Linked DNA regions of Homo sapiens: region 1 is linked to region 2. A link is an interaction called in ENCODE POLR2A ChIA-PET data of the cell type or tissue named here. Cell type or tissue: IMR-90. All regions are shown on one strand. Links, peaks and the distances in the headings refer to the core of each region. The heading gives the core; the rest is flanking DNA.

Evidence for each region. Peaks named below come from ENCODE experiments on the same cell type or tissue, not always from the same donor. Only the 100,000 strongest peaks of a DNase experiment are listed, where the experiment ranks them.
Region 1: POLR2A ChIA-PET joins it to region 2 with 6 read pairs; 2 of 35 experiments call an interaction of 5 or more read pairs at or near these places.

Annotation. Positions count from the first base shown.
Region 1 is chr5:65,042,954-65,049,106 of GRCh38, reverse strand. No RefSeq gene overlaps it. Among named protein-coding and RNA genes, the nearest start is that of CWC27, 280 kb to the right of the region's middle. RefSeq lists enhancers at 4,815-4,924, 5,405-5,544. In IMR-90, for the core only: no CTCF peak of the experiment used is centred there; no DNase peak of the experiment used is centred there.
Region 2 is chr5:65,502,656-65,508,389 of GRCh38, reverse strand. It overlaps a transcript of CENPK not described here. Among named protein-coding and RNA genes, the nearest start is that of ADAMTS6, 24 kb to the right of the region's middle. In IMR-90, for the core only: no CTCF peak of the experiment used is centred there; a DNase peak (open chromatin) is centred at 1,229.

The DNA of each region.
Region 1 (6,153 bases), core at 2,819-5,318, 460 kb after region 2:
GTGGAAGCTAACCATTATTTTAAAAATAGAATACATACAGAGAGAAGTGTCAACCTAGTTGGAGGTTTCACATCTTGAGTGAAGGATTAGGGTAGATGCAGAGAAGAGGTGATGCTTGAGATGAGTTTTGAAGGCTGAGTAAGAGTTTGTTGAGGAAAGGGCCATTCCAAGGAGCAGGAAGGAGTATGAACAAGGGAACAGAAGCCAGAGAGTGTGGGCAACACTTGCAGAGGGCAAATAATTTGGTGCAGCAGAAGCACAGGATCGTGAGAGAGGAGAGGATCCTGGAAAGATGGGCCAGGGTCACATTGTAAGAAGCTTTATATGCCAATTTGAGTAAGTTTGACTTCATCTATTGGCAATGAAGAGCTTTTAAGGGACTTTTGTTTTACAATAATGTGTGGTAAGGAAGGGAGTGACATGGTAAGATTTGCTTTTGGACATACTGCTCTAGCATTGGTGTGGAGGGGAGAAAAGAGGCAGAGGAACCAGATAGGAGGTGGTCACCACATTAGTCAAGATGACAAACTATAAAGACTAGAACTGAGTCAGTGGTGGGGGCATGGGTGGACTTGGTAAATAGAAGATAGTGTCAGTTGACATCTGTGATGCTTTGTAACTGCTGGGTATTTCTTGAACACCCTTTCTATCATTAGGGAATTTCCCAATTACAGTCCGTCCTCCTCAAGGAAGAAGTGAGAAACTCATTTTCTCACCCCTGGCAGGAGGGTGCAAGTGTGTGACCTGAGCTCTGCCCATCAGACACCATCAGGACTTTGATTTGGAAGAGAAGGATGTGAAGAAGATATTGCATGGAATTCATTCTGAACAAGGATGGTAGTGAGACACTACCATCCTTGTGAGTGTGAGTTTTGAGGCACAATAGTCTTAGCAGTCACTTTTCACCCCAGAGTTGGCATGCAGTCTGTGGCAGCAGCAGGATTTCTGCTGGATAGCCTGGCAGGGTGACTTCGGCATTGTTCCTCTCTGGAAAGTATCCAAGTCAGGCCCTTGGACTTTCCTGAAGATTCTACATGCTACCTAATAAATTAATACATTTCTTTTTTTTTCTTAAGTTAGCTAGAATGACTTTTGTTTTCTGCAACTTAGAACATGATCTGATACAAGTAGAAATGATGGCATTTGGAGATAAACTGGGAGTAAGGAAGAGGGTGAAATTTAGAACATCCATATCTTTCTCAGGTACCTAGGTGCATGATAGCGCTGCTAAGTAAGCTTGGGAATGAGTGGGAAAGAGCAGCTTAGGAGAGAGAATGGGAGCAGCTTAGGGGAGAGCGTGGGAAAACTCAGTTTTCGAAATACTGAGTTTGAATTTCTTTGGGAACATATGAGTCAAAGGTGGTGAAAAATACGAACCTTGATATCTGCAAGGAGGGCTAAAATCAGATTTTGGACTTGTCAGAATATATTTACCTATTAATTAACATTAATTGAGTACTTATAATGGTCCAGACACTGAGGAAACAACAGTAAGACAAGATCCCTGCTTACATAAAACTTACGATCTAATGGGATAAATCAGAAATAAGTAAACAATTTAAAAGAATGATCTGGAGAGTGATAAGTGCTACCAAACAAACAAGCGGAGCCGAATAAAGAGATAAAGGGTGATGGTTAAAACAGCTGTTTTAGAAAGAGTGTCCATGGGAATCCCTCTCTGAGGAGGTGACATTTAAACAGAATTAGGGAGTGAGCCCTGCCAAGTTTTGAGGACATGGGAAAACATTCTAAGCAAAGGGAACAGCAAATGCAAAGAGAAAAATAAGCTGAGGGTGTTTAAGGAAGAGCAAGAAGGCTAATGTGGCCAGAGTGGAGTAAGAGGATAGTGGTAGAAGATAATCTTGGAGAAGTGGGCAGGGACCGGATGACACAGAGTCTATATAGTTGATTAGCATGAGAAATTTTCATTTCATTCTAAGTGTCGTAAGAAGCCATAAGGGGGCTCTGAGCAGGAACAGAAATGAGGTGACTTATTCTTTTAACTCTCACAGCTGCCTTGTGGTGTCTTTGGGGGTCGCAAGAGTGGAAGAAGGTAGATCAGTCAGGAAGCTAGTACCTTAATCTGGGCAGAAGATGATGGTGGCTTAGACTCAGAAGGTGATGAAAACAGTGGTGTGGTGAGAAATCATTGAATGCCAAATATCTTTAGAAGGTGCAACCAACAGGATTGCCAATGGAATTACTGTGAGTGTTAGAAAGAGAGAAATCTAGGATGACTCCCAAGTTTTGGCCTAAGAACTAGGTGACCAGTGGTGTGATTTAATGAGGTGGGTGAGGGCAGGACTGGGGCTTGGTAGTGGAAATCAAATATTTTGGCTTGAATATTAATTGAAAATGACTATGAGACACCAAAATTGAAAAGCTAGGACTAGAGTTATCAATTTGGAAATCATTAATTCAGAAACAGTATTCAGACACAGAACCAGGTGAGGTCACTGGAGGACAGGATGGGAACACCTGTCCACAGGACTGGATGAAGTCTCCAGACAGTAAATGTGGATAGAGAAGAAGACTTAGGACTGAGACTTTTGGTCATGCCCATGGGTAGCATTTGAATAGATGAGAGGGAACTAATTTCTATTAATGAATAAAAGAATACCAAGTCTCCTGGTATTCTTTTACTCATTGATAAAAACTAGCTCTTTCTGTGGAGACTGTGGTGTTTCACGAGTCAAAAAAAAAAAGTAGTTTCAAAACAGAAGGAGTAACCAATCATTTCTTTTTTTTTTTTGAGGCGGAATCTCACTCTGTCACCCAGGCTGGAGTGCAGTGGTGCGATCTCAGCTCACTGCAACCTCTACCCTCCGAGTTCAAGCGATTCTCCTGCCTCAGCCTCCCAAGTAGCTGGATTACAGGTGCCTGCCACTGCACCAGGTTAATTTTTTGTATTTTTAGTAGAGATGGGGTTTTACCATCTTGGCCAGGCTGATCTTGAACTCCTGACCTCGTGATCCACCTGCCTCGGCCTGCCAAAGTGCTAGGAGTACAGGCATGAGCCACCGCGCCCAGCCAGGAGTAACCAATCATTTCTTATCTTGCTAAGAGATTGAGTAAAGAAAGATTCTAAGAACTGACCACTGGAACGTGGAGGTTGCTGCTGGGACCTTGACAAGTGCAGTTTAGATGGCGTGGTAGGGATGACAGACTAATTAGAGTGGTTTCAAGAATGAGTAGAGCCGGGTGTGGTGGCTCGCTCCTGTAATCCCAGCACTTTGGGAGGCCAAGGCGGGTGGATCACGAGGTCAGGAGTTCAAGACCAGCCTGGCCAACATGGTGAAACCCCATCTCTACTCAAAATACAAAAATTAGCCAGGTGTGGTCGTGGGCACCTGTAATCCCAGCTACTCGGGAGGCTGAACCAAGACAGTGGCTTGAACCCGGGAAGTGGAGGTTGCAGTGAGCTGAGATCATGCCACTGCACTCCAGCCTGGGCAACGGAGCGAGACTCCATCTCAAAAAAAAAAGTGAGTAGAAAGTATAAGAGTGGGGTTGGTGAGAACAGAGCTTTAACAAGAGGCAGTGCAATGGGTGGAGACAAATGGTGAAGGCAGTATCTGAAATAGGGAGCACAGTTGAGATTGCCCAGAGAAAATGTGTAGATTGCAATGAGAAGAGAGTTGGAGATAGAACCTTAGGAAACATCAAGAAATGGAGACAATTTCCTCAGAAGATAGATTGAGATAGGAGAAGCAGGAAAGTACCACGGCCCAGAAACCAAGAGAGGAGAGGTTGTAAGGAGGAGGTGGTGAGCAAAGTCATACGTTGCAGGTAGCCCAGATAAAAAGGACTTCTGGAGTTAGCTGTTAAGAAGTTCTTGGTGATCTTAACAGAGGTAATTTCAATGGTGGCAAAGGTAGAGGCCAGGGTGTGTTCTATGGGGAAGGAACAGAGGTGAGGAAAGGAAAGAATAAACTCAGGCCACTATTTGAGAAGGAAGAAGAGAAAACTGCTATAAGGAGCCACAGTTGAGGTAAATTTTATTTTTCAGGAAGAGGTATTTCAGCATAAACATATGTGAGAGGAAGGAGCAGATGGAAGTGCAGGAGTAAAGGGTGATGGTGGATGGAAGAGGGAGGGTTTAGAGCACAGGCTGGAGGACTCACCCTGAAGGAGGGACAACCCTTTCAAGGTAAGAGGAAGGAGGCAAAGGTGGAAAGAGATGCACATAATGGTCCAAGAGGCAGGAAGTGCTTACTTGATGGCCTCTATGTTCTCCCTGAAGTAGGAGGCAAGATTCAGTGATGGTGGTGGGTGCTGGGGTGGGGGATGGCAGTGGGGATGGGGTGGGGGTAATAAGAAGGATGTGGAAAAGAGAGCTGCAAGGGTGCTACCTCAGTGTGTTCACAAATACCATTATCTACCTAACGTTTTGGTGTTTGTCTCTCTGTCCCAGCAAACCTCCCAATTCCGTCTCCCTCCCTTTTCCTTCCCCCATAAATCCCTTCTCAAATCCCACCTGCAGCTGTGGGGAAGCTTCCTGTCATGGGTGAGTTATGGAAGAAACCTTTATCTTTCCTCTCTGGCACAAGTTTTTCCCCAGGAGGCCTGTACTGAGCCCATCACAAGCAAAACTTAGAAAATAGAAAAAGCAGAAAACCAAGGCAAGACATTTTAAAGACAAGTACATTGCAATGAATTATAAATTTAAAAATTATAAGTTGAATGGTTGCTGAGCATTGTGGCACACACCTGTAATCCCAGCTATTCAGGAGGCTGAGGCACGAGAATCGCTTGAACCCGGGAGGTGAAGGTTGCAGTGAGCCGAGATTGTGCCACTGCACTCCAGCCTGGGCAACAGGGCGAGACTCTGTCTCAAAAATGAAATAAAATAAAAATGATAAGTTGAATGAGTACTTAATAGATATGTGCTACCTATTTTAGTATTGAAACTTCTGTGAGGCAGCAGTTGTTTTCGTTTTGTGTCTCCTTAGAAGGTAGTTTAGAGAAGTGACCTTGGAACTCCACTTCTTGGGCCCAGATTAGAGATAAGTAATCTTGGGCTAGCTACTAAATCTCTCAGTGCCTTAGTGTCCTCATCTGTGAAATGGGAATTGTAACAGCACTGCCCTCTTAGGACTATTGTGGAGATTAAATGACTGAATGTGTGTAAAGCCCTTAGAATGGTGCTTGTGTTGAAAGCAGTCAATAACTGATAGCTGTTAGAGTTACAAGTTCTGTAAGAGTGCAGGCACATTTTGGACCCCACAAAGGAAATGCTCAAGAGACTAAAATACTCTTTTAAAATGTTGTAGGGAGAGTAGAATATCGTATTGTGGTGAAAGTGGGGTGCTGGATCTAGCACCTAATCTTGGATTCTTTTTTTATTCTATGAAAAAGTCCCTCTGCTGCATGGGAGTGCAACGTGTTGACCTAAGGACAAAGTGTGAGGCTGGTGAACAGGGAACTTCTCAGTTCCCATTCAGTGCCATCTCTTTTCTTGAGAGGTTTATTCTTGTTGCAGATGCCCCGTGTTCTGCTATGCTTCCTGCTATCTGAGTTCCCTCTGCCCCTCCACTCCTATTTGGAGAAGTCCTTATGCCACATAACACACACCTCCCCGTCAACTTGAAAAATAACCTATCCTGATTCCCAATTCTTCAGGTGAGAGTCTCCATCAGCTAGCTGACTAGGAGGACTAATCTAGCATACTTCTTTCCAGGCAACATTTGCTTTTAACAGAGGCCACTATGAAGAGGTAGCAGGGCTCAGTGGTTATGGGCACACTAAGCAAGAGGGGACTGCCGCCCACACTGTAGAGAGCAGTGGGATTTGGACAGTTACAGGTCCCCATGGCCCATCCTGCTTGGAGTCCTTTGGAGGGTTCTTCTAGAAGGGATTATGTCTATCTAGACTCTAAACCCTAGAAAATAGGAAATGACATTTGTCCACCTCACAGGAGTGCATCATGCTTGTTGATAGCGTTGGACTCTAATTTCTCTGGAGAGATGGAATCAACTCTTTAAGTCTGGGAATAAGAATAGCAAAACATCTTTGAAGCTATTTTTGAATGTTGTGCTGTTATTCTGCGGTAGGCCTCATATCCCTAGTGGTCAATGTGTGTGATTTGCAAAAAAAAAAACATATCATAGAGCCTAGCCATCATAGAGCCTCTCAGCACTTCACAGTGTCATC
Region 2 (5,734 bases), core at 1-2,500:
AAGTCCATAGTGATAGAAAATTACAATCAAATGGGAGAGAATGAATAAATCTTCCTTATAGAAGTATTACAACTAATAAACATAGAAGAAAAGTTGTCTTTAGGCAAATACCCTAGTAATAATTTTGTAGACACACAGCAATAATTTAGCGTCTTCTGAAGTGTGCTAAAATTAGTGGGTGAAAATTCAGAATGAAATAGGATCTTTGCATCATCTAAAATTGTATTTTGTATTTCTTACTTACACAGGGAAATATAGTACCTTTATAGTGGAGAAACCCAGCAGACACCACCTTAATCACGTGGTCAAGGTTAATATCACAGGTAATCAGATGTCTCAATAATCAAAATATCTTGATATGATGTAATTAGAAAGACACAACATTGTTTCTGTAGTATTATTGCCAAAAATGCATTAACCTCATTCTAATCATGAGAAAATGTCAGACAAATGTGAATGAAGTTTATCCTATGAAATAACTTGCCAGTACTCTTGAAATGTGTCAAAGTTATGAAATACAAGGAAAGCCCGATAAACTCAAATTGGAGGAGACTAAAAAGAATTAATAATTACTTGTAAGGTGGGATCCTACATAAGTTCCTTTAACTGAAAAAGAACAATACTGGAAAAAGTGGTGAAATTTGAATAGGGTCTACAGTTTAGTTAATACTATTATATCAGTGTTAGTTTACTGGTTTCAATAATTTTAATATAATTATTATAAAATGTTACACATAATTGTATCATGATAACTGACTCGGAGCTTGTAGATGGGGCAGACTGAAGCAATTTAAAACCTTTAGGTGGGGAGGGGTGAAAACAGAGTGGGAGTAAGAGAATAAAAGTGACAAGCCTTAAACATAACACTTTTCTAGTAATATGACCGTGCAAATCAAAATGAAGGAATCTAATGCAAAGATAGCCAAGGCAAACAGATTTTGTTGTTTAGCTCTCCCTTCTCGCTTTCTAACAGAATTGATTTTTGTTTGGGTAATCCACTCTTCTCTATATAGCTGTGCATTTAGCTAAACCAAACGTGCTTATCTGAATCCTTTTTAGTGATTTATTAAAGAATATATTTGATCCAATATTTACTTATTATGTATCTTCTGAGGAACTTTGGAGAAATTTTTTTTTCACTGATTAAAAAAATGCCAGTAGGAAGTGGCTTCTCTTGTTCTGGTGGATATTACTTGGTCTGCATGGGACATCTGGAACTGCTTAGTCATTTTGTAACCATAAGGAGAGCTTGCCATGGCCAAATCTGGCATGTTTAGTATGGCAGAAACACAAAAGAAAAAGAGCAAATTCTGATAATGTTATTGAGCAAGTGAATTAATTTATTCTAGAGATTTCCTACTTGGGAACATGATACGTAAGATAATAAATTTTCCTTCTGGTTTAAGTCGATTGAGACAAGGTTTTATGTTGCTTGAAACTGAAAGCATCCTAGCTAGTAGCAACACCTAACAAAATCATGAAGTGGAACATTTATTTAGTCTTGATAAAATTAGTTTTATAGAATAGTGTGACAGAGGCTTTAGAATGGGTATTTTGAAGATGTTTGAAAAAACAAATTTATTTTAAAAGACTTTTTTTTTTTTTGAGACCAAGTGTCGCTCTGCTGCCCAGGCTGGAGTGCAGTGGCGTGATCTCAGCTCACTGCAATCTCCTCTTATCGGATTCAAGAGATTCTCCTGCCTTAGCCTCCTGAGCAGCTGGGATTACAGACACTCATCAACATGCCTGGCTAATTTTTTGTATTTTTAGTAGAGACAGGGTTTCGCCATGTTGGCCAGGCTGGCCTTGAACTTCTAACCTCAAGTGATCTGCCTGCCTTGGCCTCCCAAAGTGCTAGGATTACAGGTGTGAGCCACCATGCCCTACCAATTTTTGTGTTTTTAGTAGAGACCGGGTTTCACCATGTTGTCCAGGCTGGCCCTGAACTCCTGGGCTCAAGCAATCCACCAGCCTCAGCCTCCCAAAGTGCTGGGATTGCAGGAGTGAGCCACCTCACCCTGCCATTTTTTTTTTTTTTTTGAGATAAGTTCTCACTGTTGCAAAGGCTGGAGTTCAGTGGCTTTGAACTCCTAGGCTTAAGCCATCTTCCTGTGCCACAAGTAGCTAGGACTACAGGTGCCTGCCACCATGCTAATTTTTTTTTTTTTTTAAGAAATGGGATCTTGCTATGTTGCCCAGGCTGGTCTTGAGCTCTTGGTCTCAAGACATTCTCCCGCCTGGGCCTCCCAAAGCACTGGAATTACAGGTGTGGGCCACCATGCCTGGTTAAAAAGAGCAAGGAACTTTAAAACAAAAATAGGAACAAATGAACCAAAATTAGGTTATGAAATTGAATTAATTACAGATTCCATATTGGATTAAATATAATAATTTCAACACAATTTCTGCAAGTAGGATAACTCTTAACTGGCTAGAGTCAGTGAGAATGAACTGAAAGACAGTTGAAAAATTAACCCAGAAAGACTAAGAGGTAAAAATTATGAAGCATGGATAAGAAATGTAGAGGAGAGATCAAAGGACTCTACCATATGTCACATAGAAGTTTGTGATAAAAAGAATGAAGGAATATAAATAAGTAATATCTGAATAGGTTATAGCTGAAAAATCTCCAGAATGGAGAAAAACAGAAGTCTTTGGAAAAGCATGTACACTGAATGCTGTGCAGGATAAAAAAGCTAAATATGCTAAATCCACAACACGACATAGGTTTTTGCTTTGTTTTGTTTTTGAGATGAGGTCTCACTCTGTCGCCCAGGCTGGAGTGCAGTGGCAGAGTCATGGATCACTGTAGCCTCAACCTCTTGAGCTCAAGTGATCCTTCCACCTCAGCCTCCCAAGTAGCTTGGACTACAGGTATGCACCACCATGCCCAGCTAATGTATTTTTTATTTTTATTTTTGTAGAAACAAGGTATTACCATGTTGTCCAGGCTGCTCTCAGACTCCTGGCCTCAAGTGATCCTCTTGCCTTGGCCTCCCAAAATCCTAGGATTACAGGCATAAGCCACTATGCTCAGCATACATAGTTTAGTGAAACTACAACACATTAAAGAGAAAGTATTCAAAGATACCAAGAGAAAGGATAGTAACTTAAGGACAGTAATTATATATCTCATCAGAAACAATAGACATTGGTGCTGGGGGTAAAAAGGATAATCAATCTTGAATCACATAACCAGCTAAAGTATTACTCAAGAATAAGGACAAAATAAATGTTGTAGCCTGGGCAGCAAAGTGAGACCCTGTCTCTACAAAAATAAAAATTAAAAAAAAAATTAGCTGAATATGGTGGGACATACCTGTAGTCCCAGCTAATTGAGAGGCTAAGGCAGAGGATTGGTTATACCTGGAGTTCAAGGTTGCAGCTAACTATTCACTATATTCTATGAAGCCTGGGTGACAGTGAGTGACCATCTTTAAATAAATAAATAAATAAACTTTCTGACATATAAAAAACTAAAAATCTTTCCCACCCATACACATTCCCTAAAATAAGAGTTAACAGATATAACTTCAACCAGAGGAAAAGTTAATCCAGGGGAGGATAGGGTTAAGGAATCAGCCGTGAGCACATAAATTTATTTAAAATCAGTTATGGAAAGAAGAATGTAAAGACATTTAGAAAGAAAAAGTGTTTCTTGAAGAGATGTCACAGGGATATCGTACTTCAGAGCAACTCTCTAGTCAATTAAAAAATACAATATATGTTTAAAGGAAAATTACCTGCAAGGTTACAAAGTTTGTATTAGCCTATTCATAGTGGGAAAAAAAACAGCAATTTTTTCACATTGATATCATATGCACAAAAGTGCATATCTTCAGACATTAGTATTGCAAAAGTAAGTAATAAACATCTGGTAGAAAGTTAACTTACGAGAGAAATACTCGTGGGTTTTTTTTTTTTTTTTTTTTGATACGGAATTTTGCTCTTGTCTCCCAGGCTGGAGGGCAATGGCACGATCTTGGCCCACTGCAACCTCCCATCTCCCAGTTTCAAGCGATTCTCCCACCTAGGCCTCCGGAGTATCTGGGATTACAGGCATGTGCCACCAAGTCCGGCTAATTTTGTATTTTTAGTAGAGATGGGGTTTCACCATGTTAGCCAGGCTGGTCTCGAACTCCTCACCTCAGGTAATCTACCCCACCTTGGCCTCCCAAAGTGCTGAGATTACAGGCATGAGCCACTGCGCCTGGCCAGGTTTTTTTTAAAAAAATATATAAGACAAGATTTCCCTTATTTTTAGCTTATATTTGGGTCAAAGTGTTTTCTGGTTGTTCTTTGACTGTGGAACATGATATTCATACTTAGTATAATGATCGCAAGCAAAGGGTTGTGTTTGCTTCAGGACAGTTGCATATTACAAAGAAGCCAATGTTTTTGGCTTTTCTGTTAAAAAAAAAAATTTTTTTAGCAGGCCGGGCACGGTGACTCACGCCTGTAATCCCAGCACTTTGGGAGGCCAAGGTGGGCGGATCACGAGGTCAGGAGTTCTAGACCAGTCTGACCAATATGGTGAAACCCCATCTCTACTAAAAAATACAAAAATTAGCCAGGCGTGGTGGCACGTGCTTGTAGTCCCAGCTACTCTGGAGGCTGAGGCAGAGAATTGCTTGAACCCAGGAGGCAGAGGTTACAGTGAGCTGAGATCAAGCCACTGCACTCCAGCCTGGGCGACAGAGTGAGACTCTGTCTCAAAAAAAAAAAAAAGTTTAGCAAGTAGACAAAAAGTATCTTAAAGATAATAGAAAAAGTTCTAAATATTTTTAAAAATTTTAAATGTGCCAATTTAAATTATAAATTTCTGTCTGTAGAAAAAGAAGACATCTTTAGACAGAGTTAGAAGGCAACCCACAGAGTGGGAGAAAGTATGGTAACTATCCAACAAAGAATTCACATCTCAAATACATAAAGAGCTCTCCTAAAATCAACAATTAGAAGACATTCATCCTAATTTAAAATTATAGGCCGGACATAATGGCTCACGCCTGCAGAACAGCACTCTGGGAGGCCGAGGCAGGCGGATCACTTGAGGTCAGGATTTCGAGACTTGCCTGGCCAACATGGCAAAACCCCGTCTCTACTAAAAATACAAAAATTAGCTGGGCATGGTGGTGTGTGCCTGTAATCCCAGCTACTCGGGAGGCTGAGGCAGAATCGCTTAAACCCAGGAGGCAGATTTTGCAGTGAGCTGAGATCGAGACACTGCATCCAGCCTAGGAGACAGAGTGAGACTCTGTCTCAAAAAAAAAAAAAAAAAATATTACATTGGTGGGCAGGCACGGTGGCTCACACCTGTAATCCCAGCACTTTGGGAGGCTGAGACAGATGGATCAATTGAGGTCAGGAGTTTGAGACCAACCTGGCCAATGTGGTGAAACCCTGTCTCTACTAAAAATACAAAAATTAGCCAGGCATGGTGCCTGTAGTTCCAGCTACTCGGGAGGCTGAATCAGGAGAATCACTTGAACCTGGGAGGTGGAGGTTGCCGTGAGCCGAGCTTGCACCACTGCACTCCAGCCTGGGTGACAGAGCAAGACTGTCTCAAAAAATAATAAATAAATAAATAAATAAAATTTAAAAATTTATATTGGTTAGAAGACTTAAGAACCCAGGCACAGTAGGTGACGCCTGTAATCCCAGTGATGTGGGAGGATTGTTAGAGCCCAATAGTTTGAGGCTGCAGTGATCTCACCACTGCACTCTAGCCTCTAGC